3 separate regions of the Homo sapiens genome follow, and regions 2 and 3 are each linked to region 1. Evidence: chromatin contacts called from ENCODE Hi-C data. All regions are on one chromosome and are shown on one strand. Each heading gives the region's core, a stretch centred on a gene start or an enhancer-like site at or near the end of the contact. The rest is flanking DNA. Distances are from core to core; before and after follow the strand shown.

Evidence for each region. Hi-C counts contacts between places; a loop is a spot of excess contacts on that map. Pooled maps may share reads with other maps.
Region 2: a loop to region 1 is called in a pooled map, with 4 times the contacts of the local background. The contact joins the enhancer-like site here to the promoter of DARS2 in region 1. A Hi-C loop is called at or near these places in 2 of 50 pooled maps.
Region 3: a loop to region 1 is called in a pooled map, with 4 times the contacts of the local background. The contact joins the promoter of PIGC here to the promoter of DARS2 in region 1. A Hi-C loop is called at or near these places in 7 of 50 pooled maps.

The regions. Positions count from the first base shown.
Region 1 is chr1:173,822,953-173,826,530 of GRCh38, reverse strand. DARS2 (aspartyl-tRNA synthetase 2, mitochondrial) reads right to left here and starts at 1,858. Exons shown (of 17, transcript NM_018122.5): 1 at 1,175-1,858. The coding sequence starts at 1,301. CENPL (centromere protein L) reads left to right here and starts at 1,648. Exons shown (of 6, transcript NM_001387287.1): 1 at 1,648-2,319; 2 at 2,512-2,605. RefSeq lists enhancers at 1-476, 1,118-1,635, 1,342-1,901, 1,636-2,154, 2,132-2,371.
Region 2 is chr1:172,697,816-172,701,069 of GRCh38, reverse strand. No RefSeq gene overlaps it. Among named protein-coding and RNA genes, the nearest start is that of FASLG, 40 kb to the right of the region's middle. Within about 2 kb of position 1,694, at least 7 of the 41 ENCODE cell types and tissues checked have a DNase peak (open chromatin) inside an H3K27ac peak, as active enhancers do.
Region 3 is chr1:172,442,213-172,445,462 of GRCh38, reverse strand. PIGC (phosphatidylinositol glycan anchor biosynthesis class C) reads left to right here and starts at 1,394. Exons shown (of 2, transcript NM_153747.2): 1 at 1,394-1,475; 2 at 2,633-3,250. The coding sequence starts at 2,841. It overlaps C1orf105 (chromosome 1 open reading frame 105), which reads right to left. Exons shown (of 7, transcript NM_139240.4): 2 at 305-390. RefSeq lists enhancers at 1,006-1,315, 1,039-1,562.

The DNA of each region.
Region 1 (3,578 bases), core at 609-3,108:
ATTCATTCACTATTAAATTTACCTGCAAATGTGTCAAAAGCCAAGTGAATAACTGAATGTAAATTTCTGTCTTGTGTTAGGAAATCAAAATTTTTTTGATCTTCTAGCATTTGCATTGACCTAAAATCCTAATTACCCAATTCTTAATATTGCACATTTCTTCCTCAAATGAAATAGGATTTTAGAAACTGCAGAAATGGACGGTGTAGGAACTATTTAGCTTTAGTATGAATCTAGTGTTTAACAGCCACTTGTACACTAGAAAACACTATTATAATTCTGTGAAAAATGATTTTTTTTTTTTTTTGAGATGGAGTCTCGCTCTGTCGCCCAGGCTGGAGTGCAGTGGCGCGATCTCGGCTCACTGCAAGCTCCGCCTCCGAGGTTCACGCCATTCTCCTGCCTCGGCCTCCCCAGCAGCGGGGACTACAGGCGCCCGCCACCACGCCCGGCTAATTTTTTTTTTATTTTTAGTAGAGACGGGGTTTCACCGTGTTAGCCAGGATGGTCTCGATCTCCTGACCTCGTGATCCGCCCTCCTCGACCTCCCAAAGTGCTGGGATTAACGACGTGAGCCACCGCGCCCGGCCGAAGAAGGATTTTTTTAAGGCATCAACCAAAAGCAGAGTATTCTATATATTACGTGGTTACCTTTTTGTGGTCTTTCTAAAAACTCAGGGAAAAAAAACTGCCGTATAATGAATATAATGAGAGTGAATTTCGCTTCTACACATAAGGCTATCCAGTTAAGAACAGGGGAAAAGCCGGGCGCGGTGGCTCACGCCTGTAATCCCAGCACTATGGGAGGCGGAGGCGGGTGGATCACGAGGTCAGGAGATCGAGACCATCCTGGCTAACACAGTGAAACCCCGGCTCTACCAAAAATACAGAAAAATTAGCCGGGCGTGGTCGCGGGCGCCTGTAGTCCCAGCTACTCGGGAGGCTGAGGCAGGAGAATGGCGTGAACCCGGGAGGCGGAGCTTGCAGTGAGCGGAGATCGCGCCACTTCACTCTAGCCTGGGCAGCAGAGCGAGACTCCGTCTCAAATAATAATAATAATAATAATAATAATAATAATAATGGGGGAAAAAATGAAAAATGGAATAAAAGCTCTCCGGCCGTAGATAACAGGCTGAAGTACTGTTCATAGGATAGATCTCTTCGCTATTTTCACCTGGAATTCTCCTCTGTGAACTCTGCAACAGACTTCTGTAGAGAGAACCCCAGATCGGTTGGGTGGTCCTTCTGATGGGTCTGGATAAACCCCTGTACAGCTGACTTAACCAAGAAGGGAAGTACATGTTGGAGCCACACGATGGCGAAAAACAATCACGAAATCCCACGCTGCCGGTAGTTAAAAGTCAGTTTTGGAAATACACAGAAATCCCTTAAAATTCCAGGAGTTCCCACTCTCTTCTCGAATATTTAAGGCCTCCTCCGCACAACATTGGAGTACACGTGTCTAGAAACAAGACAAATCTCCAAGGTCTCTGGGGTGCTTGCTGGGGTGGAGATAAGGGAAAGACCTCTCCCTGAGTCTTAAAGCATCAGTCTGCACTTCTACTCAACAAGTCGGCAGCCAAAAGTGACGACGAGAGAGCGACTCCACGTAGCGGCGCCAGGCGCGAGCCCAAGACAACCAGAGGCGGTCACAAGGTATACGCCCTTCTCCTCTTTCCACGCTTCTCGAGAGGCTCCCGCGGCCAGAACCGGAAAACAAGGAGTAACAGTCGCGTTTCAAATCTCGCAGACCTGCTGGCCGATTTCGAGTCTTCTGAAAGAGGAAGGCGAGCAAAGCCAAAATTCTCCCAGAGCGCGAACCCAAACACAGATCGCCGCTGGGGTCCAAGCGCCCTTCAACTCCGCCCGCTAGTGCCCAAGATTACCGGGAAGGAATTCAACGAATCAGTGGTGAGGTGCCGCCGCCATGCCTACTACGGGCGGAAATTTGAGAGAAAGCTTCGCACCGGTAGGAAAACTGAGGAGCAACCGAGCACGATTGGAAAGGTTGACGATAGTGGTTAAGTGGCTCGGCCTTGCCCTCAGTTAAAATGGCAATTTTAGTTGCTTCACTGATACGGAATCGGCGAGGCGCCAAGGAGGCTTCCTGCGTGGGGCCGCAGAGCGAGTCGGGAAACGATTTTAAACTGAAGAGGCGGCGGAGGGCCGAATTCCCTTTTCTCAACGGCTTGATTTCAGAGCTGGGCTGGTCTCTGACAGGCTCAGCTGGAGAGGGACGGGTTGGGACGCACTGTCCTTTTGCCCTTCCCCCTCCGCGAGCAGAAGCTGACTCCGCAGGAGCGAGGGTCGCAGAGCTGGGTGAGCGGAAATGTCCCTCCCAGAGTGAAGTCGCAGGGCCCGCCCCGCGTCTGAGGGAGCGGAGGTCTTCCTGGGTGCGTTTGTGTCTCTTGTGAACCCACTTGTGGAGCGAGAGGGAATTTGGGAGGGCCAGGGGTTAGTCTGGCCTCTGTCTTAGCTGTCATTTTGGCGGTTTTTTTTTTTTTTCTTCAGGGGATTTCAGTCTCCACATAGTTTTGGAGCCGGACTTTTGAAGAATGATTCGTGAATCCGGAATGGGTGACAGCGTCATCACGGCATTTTATTGGTAAAGATGCTTTGTATTGGTCCCGGACCTGCTTTAACTTTGTATTTGCCCTGTTGTGTGGTCATTATCTTACAATACTTGCGTGTTGAGGTGTGTTTAAACACTACGTGCTTAACACTGGCTAAGTATTGGCATTGGGGCGGTTGGATTTAGGTATTGGTGGCAATGTAGAAAAGTGATCAAGTCAGAGCCCCTTCACGGACTAATCACAAGAGAAACAACAAAGCTTTACTTGTGTGCTGTGAACCACAACTGCAAGTGGAATTGTCAAGAGAACTAGCCCTGCCAAGCTCAGGAAAACTTCTGAGGAGATGGCACATGGAAAATGGATAAGATTTACTGAGACAAACGGGAGTAGAGAAGTGTTTTTAATTGGCGATAAGGTGAATAAAAAGGCAGGGAGAACAGTAGAGTGATCATCTGTCTAGAGTAGGGGGTGCATGTTTGGGTATAGGGCTGTCATTTAACCTCTTAAAGAATTGTCTACTGGAACTTTCTTCACTCCCATCCCCCCACCCCCCAATGTTGTATACAAAACCTTAGAGGAAGTGTATGCAGAATGTTGGATTTTGGAAAGGCTAATGTCGATGGATCTTGGGGAAGAACTGAAGTAGTAGAAAATGAACCTGGATAGGATCAGATAATAAGATCAAATACAGTAGTGCCTTGAAAGCCAGACAGGAATTCTGATTTGACTTCATATAGATGTGTGGGAACTGTTATGGGATCTCAAGCAAGGTAATGATAAAAGTGGTGACAATGAAAGACTGATGATGGATTAGGGAAAGGGGCTAAGATTGGGAACAAGATAAGTAGCTATAATTGAGAATGAAAGTGAAGCCCACATCTAAGAGGACAAGTGTATATCTTTTTAAGAAATATGTCAGAGGCCAGGTGTGGTGGCTTATGCCTGTAATCCAGCACTTTGGGAGGCCAAGGCAGGCGGATCACCTGAGGTCAGGAGTTCAAGACC
Region 2 (3,254 bases), core at 445-2,944, 1.1 Mb after region 1:
CTTCATGTTTTCCTTTTGCTAAAGGACAAAATATCAATTGATTACATGAATGATAACATGAACTGTAGTAAAAAAAATCTAGATTAATGAGTCTGATCACTTACAAATTTATAGAACACAGGCTGATCTGAAATAAACGTGATAATCATTTGCTGAGATTTTGCGCTGTCATACACATTCAAAAGGCAATATTTAAAATGATTTAAGTAGATATGTTTAAAAGGGTAGACTCTGAGGTTAGATTTTCTGATTTCTAAGCCTGTTACTCTATCGCCAGCTGTGTTTCCTGGGCTAATTTGCTTGGCCTCTCTTAAGTTTCAGTTTCTTCTTCTGTACAATAGGAATAATAATACTAGTACTTATTTCACAAGTTTATTGTAAGAACAAAATGAGGCAATGTTTATAAAGAAGTAAGCATAGTGTTGGTACAATATGGTTGTCTTATAGTATACTGAATTGCATATAGTAAGAATTCAGTAAATGCTGTATTACTATTATTTCAATCAACATTCAATTTATCCAACAAATATTTTACTTATAGTATACAATAATATAGAAAAATCAGGATGGAGTATGAGGAGCCTACTTAGATAAGCAGGTCAGTCAAGTCCTCTTCGGGGAGAGGAAATTTACATGGAAACCTGGAGAATGAGAAGTAGCCAGTCACATAATGAGCGATAAAAATCAAGTGGGTGAAGAGAAGAGCTGCTCAAGACGGGTCAAAATCAGGCAGGGCATCATATTCCAGAAGAGGGGTTTGGATCATTTTCATAATCATTGTGAAGCTACTGAATGCTTTTGGACAAAGGAGTGAGTTAAATAGAAATGTGTGTTGGGGCTCCAGTGGGGACAAGGGTCTAGAAAATGTTCCCAAGACATATGAAGATGTATCAACATATTGTCAGTTTCTAAGGAATTGTTACTCAAATAGTCTGACTTGAGGTTTCCTGCCAAAGTGGAAAATCCTCCTCCCATGTCCTCCCACCCTTCATTTTGCTACTCGGCCCCTTCTCATTTAACACTTCCAGAGCCCAGCCCACACGTCAGTTTCTTTGTGAAACTTGTCTTTGTGAAACTCTGGCTTATGTCCGCTCTGTTCAGGGCTCTTTTTTGGGATCACTCAGAGCACCTGGCACATGCCTCTGGAGTAGAGCCTGTAGCTCATGCAACTGTAAATAGCTGCAATTCCTTTCTCTCTGCCATACTCGTATAAGGCTAAATATACCCTTTCCAGCTTTGAAGTCTTAGCAACTATTATAAAGTGGGGACACTGGCACATAGTGAGCACTCAGTACATGTTATTTTGAATAAATGACCTAATATTTGTTTACCATTTCTTTCCTTACTACAAAAATTGTGCCTAATTCAACTTCTGCATGTCAATGGCAAACTGAGGACCCTGAAACTTGGAGTTTTCTTGAGAAAATTATCTCTTTTAGTGACAATCCCCTGGAAGATAAAGATCTCAATTTGCAATATATCTAACAAAGTGGACATGTATTTTGCTCACTTTTTTTTTTTATCTTCAGCTAAGGATTATTACCATAGGAACCATAGAAGAATTTCTATACTACCAGTGCTGTGTTCTGTTTTTCTTAGACTTTCCTTTCTGTAGCCCTCTGCGGTGCTTCTCATCTACAGAGGGGAAACTGAAGCACAGGAAAAGCCGGCCACACAATGAGTCAGTGATCAGACAAGGCTTCCTGTGAGAGAATTTCTCCGGAGGCATCTCTGAGGCAGACACACTCACCCCTGACACTACCTCACCTTCCATGCTCTCTCTCTCTTATGTATCCTCCCAGGTACAGCTTTAACTCTTCCCTCATCCTATCAGTCCTGGCCTGTGTTCTTGGCCACCCCAGAAAACCCAGTTACCTCACCTCTGACCCCTCATCTGGACCAAACCTCCTATGCTGTCCCCTGTCCTTATCCTCCCTCAGAACTAGTCACTCTTCCTTGTCACCATTGCCTTCCTGCCACCTTCCCCCATCTGGGCACAGATACCTTGAAGGCCTGCTCTTTGAAACAAATAAAGAACCTCAAGTTGACAAAGAACCCGAAGGATCACCAAATACCACTCCAAAGGTATTTTCCAGAGTACCTTCTGGATCAACCAATTTGTGCTAATGGGAGGTTAAAGGAAAGGAGGAAAGGCCTAAACTGGAAGGAGCCAAAATAAAGTACCCTTTCAACTTTCAGAGTGATATAACTGCTGTATCTGCTTAGTCAAGACCAGCATGCTAGCATGTTCACTGGTAGAGTTGGAATTCATCTCTACCAAAACTTTTCTTGGGCCTGAGAGGACAGGAGAGAAGAAATTCCCTTACTGATGAATCTGTAACATACATCCTTGCCAGAGAGTATTCAGGTTTAGGCAACCTAAAACTTAAACAATTTTGGTGGCATCTTTTAGAAAAAAGAATATTACAAATTACAAATACAAAATTAGGTACCAATGTGAGCATTTATTTAGAATAAGAAGAGAAATCATAACAAATTGCACATTTTTAAAAAGCTGATGAATACCATTTATGGTATCATCACAAAATTCACGGCCTTCCAGGCCCAGAGTAGTGAGGAGCTCTGAAGTTTGTTTCACTGGCATATGAAACTCTGACATCAACTCTGGAGTTCTTTTTCTCTTTCATTTCCTGCCTATATTTTTTGAAAGGTTATCTGTCCTCATCTCCCCTGTTTTGTCACCACTGAATCACTCCCTGTATGTAGGCACTTAGTTCCAGTCCACATCACCTCAATGAAACAATTGTCTCCAATGTTCCCAGTGGTTCCTGGTCCCCAAATCAGAGCCCTCATGCTCCTATCTCTCATTAGCCGTAGGCACTCATCACCATGTTTTCCTTCCAAAATTTAATCTGCCTTGGCATGCAAGAGCCTATATTGTCACAATTTTTCTATGGCATGTGTTAATCTTTCTTTTTCATTGGTTTTACATCCTCTTTCCATTCACCAATCAGGTATAATCCAAGGCTCTATCCTCAACCTTTTTTGCTCTTGTCACTCCACATGTTTCTCCATCACCTCTCAAATCTTCAAACATACAGGTAATTCCCCAATTGCCTCTCTGGCCCTGACATCTCTCCTGTGTGTCAGTCCTACCAATTTCACAGAACACCTCCCTGTTAAAGTACCCCTGGACCTCAAACTCAGTGTGCTCAGAACCAAACCAACTGCACTCACTCCTAAACTGGATATGGCCCTCACTACATACTGAAACTCACTGTTTCTAACGTTAA
Region 3 (3,250 bases), core at 145-2,644, 1.4 Mb after region 1:
TGTGGGGTGAGAAAGAGGATGGAAGTGTTTTGAGAGACAGTGTCTAGGGGAAAAATTATCTTATACTGTTGAGTGGTAGTGGTGGAGAGGGAAAAATTTTGAGATCTCATCTCCTCTAGCCAGGCCTATACTCAGTGATCATTTTTTTCTGAGAAACCCGGATTATTTCTATTTTTAAAGCACTTGACTTGAGTTTCTCAATGGATCAAATGTGCCCTCTGATAATTGTCCCCATCCCTTAAGAAGAAATCATCTTCTGTGAGATGTTTCGTAAAACTTTTGCCCTCGGTGGCTGAGAGGTTACCTTCTGGGAAGGCTGAGCACTAATGGCTTGTTTACAAGGCTGGCCTCACTAAGCCAAGGAATCTTGTCAAATTTTGGAACAGAAGCCTAGAGGGAAATAGAGAACATTTTACAGAATATATCACACTTAAACATTGCTATCATTACGATGGCCAAAGTCAGCTAATAGCAGCCATATAGTGAACACTTTACAAACCATTTTTATATTTAACTCTTTAACCATCCTATAAAGTAGCCAAGTGCAAATAATGTCATCTCCATTTTACTGATGAAGAAATCAAAGCTCAGGTAGTGTGATTTGCCTTGAGTCACTGAGCTAGTAAATGGGTCATGTTTTCTGACTTTTATTTCCACTGTATCCTGTGTTTTACTACATCCCTTTGTTTCTTTATTACTTCCTTCTGTTTATATATCCTTTAATATTTCCATGAACTCAGTTTAATTAGCAATCTTGTCCTCACTTCTTTTAGGAGGTAAAGAGGAAAAAAACCAAGCTTTGAAGCTATAGACAACTGGATATTGATCTCTGTTCATCTACTTCCCAGGTGCCTGTCTTTGGACAAATACAACTTATCTGAGCCTTAGATTTGTCCTCTTTGAGGGGGGAGATGATATAATCAGTGTAAAGGTCAATGCACCAAAAAAGAGAGTTTCATGAGAGCAGCAATTTTTGTGTGTTTCATTCACGGCTGTATCATGAGCACCCCAAGCATGGCTTGTTACATGCAGGCATTCAATCAGTATCTGTGGAATGAACGCATGGATGCACGGGAAGTCCCAGCTGAGGGCCTGACTTAATAAAGGAGCGCAACAAAAGCGGCCATTATCTCTCACCTACTGGCCCAGCCTCTTTCCTTGTCCTCTCTTGCCTTACCCAGTCCTTCAGATGGCACATCCCATCTTTCAATAGGGGATTGCTGGGGATTTGCCTTCCTAGGCTCAGAGCATTCGGGTTTGGGCCAGTCTCCAGGAGAGGAGACCGGAGGTCCTTCGAGCAGCCAGGAGGGGGCAGCAGTCACGTCGCGATGGTTCCAGCCGGGGAAGGGTGCCCTCGCTAAGGAGATTGCGGCGGACCCGGAAGTGCTTGGCCACAGTCGCAGCCCCGGCGCCCCGAAGCGGGAAAAAGGCTGGGTGCCGCCGTCCCCCAGCTGCGCAACCCTAGGAACTCTCGGGTAGGTGGGTTCCGTGTAACGGTCAGTGTTTCCGGGGCTCCTTTTCCTCTGCTGCCTCCCGCAGACCCAAGGCTGAGTGAGGGGCGGCGGCGGAAGTGGGAGGCCCACCCAAAAAGCCAAATGGGGTGCCAGAAGAGTGAAGGCGCACCCTGGGGTCACCCTACCCTACCCCGTCCCCTCCCAGCCCCACTCTGCGGGCGGGCGCTGCCCTTTTGGGCGTCGCAGACCCTCCAACCCCGGCGGCGGCCTTAAGATTCCCGGGCTGGGATCCCTGCTGCAGAGGGGGTAACGGTGTCTGGCTTGCCAAGCAATATTTGTTGTGGTCTATCATGGAAGAAATAAAGTCGGGCAATATGAATTTTTTTTTTCTCAAATTTGCCGGATGGCTGTGGTGTTTCTGACTCTTAGTTTTCTCATTGTGAAAAAGGAATGATTATCTTCTTCGATCCTCTCAAGAGTTTCCTTGTTTTGAGTAGATTGATAGCTCTTTAAAGGATGCTAAGCTCAGCTAATGGAAGAAGAGTCTAGTTTCTTTGAGGCTTTGATTTTGGTTAAACTATAGAGCTCATACCTTTCTGTATGGTGCAGCTTACTATTGTCTTTGGATTGGTAACTTAAAAAATACAAATAACATGCCTTTGAGAACCAATAAAAACTATGGATATTATCCCTATAAATTTACACAAATCCAGATATAAGCATGCAATGTGATATACCTAAGGGATATGTGAACCACTGAGTTAAGAACTGCTTTAGAGGGAGATACAATGTGAGACACAGGCTTTGGGATAAGACTTTGGTTTGAATCCTGGCTCTGCTCTGTTACCTTAGGGCAAAGTTACTTAAGCATCTTGAATCTCAGCTTTTTTACCAAAGCAGGACTAATACTAACTTACAAGGTGGTGAGGATTAAGTGAAAGAAGATACATAAGGCACTTAGCACATAGTAGGTACTCAATAAGCGATAGCTAACAGATGTCTATTATTATTCAAGGAATTATAATTTTCAAATCTGAAATGCAGTTTTAATGTCCCATAAGGTGACTACCACATACATTTTTCTCAGACTTTTAGTAAACTGAGTTGATTTGACTTTATCTCAGTACTACTCTTGACCTTTCACAACTTTCGTAGGTTCACAGTCTCTCTTTTTCTAGGAACTTGGCTGTGTTGTCCTGCCTCAGAGACAAATTCATCTATTGTAGGCCTAGCCCCTGCCTTTGAAAACAAGGAAAGGTTGGTAGAACATCAACACAGCATGGAATTTCCAGGGAGGTCTCATTTCAAAACTTCATAAAGAACAAGAACCACCTGGACTTCTGTGAGGGCGATGATTAAACTGGCCTGAGTTTGAATGAAAGGATAATGTATGCTCAACCTGTGACTAACACCAAGGAGGTCAAGTGGCAGAAGGTCTTGTATGAGCGACAGCCCTTTCCTGATAACTATGTGGACCGGCGATTCCTGGAAGAGCTCCGGAAAAACATCCATGCTCGGAAATACCAATATTGGGCTGTGGTATTTGAGTCCAGTGTGGTGATCCAGCAGCTGTGCAGTGTTTGTGTTTTTGTGGTTATCTGGTGGTATATGGATGAGGGTCTTCTGGCCCCCCATTGGCTTTTAGGGACTGGTCTGGCTTCTTCACTGATTGGGTATGTTTTGTTTGATCTCATTGATGGAGGTGAAGGGCGGAAGAAGAGTGGGCAGACCCGGTGGGCTGACCTGAAGAGTGCCCTAGTCTTCATTACTTTCACTTATGGGTTTTCACCAGTGCT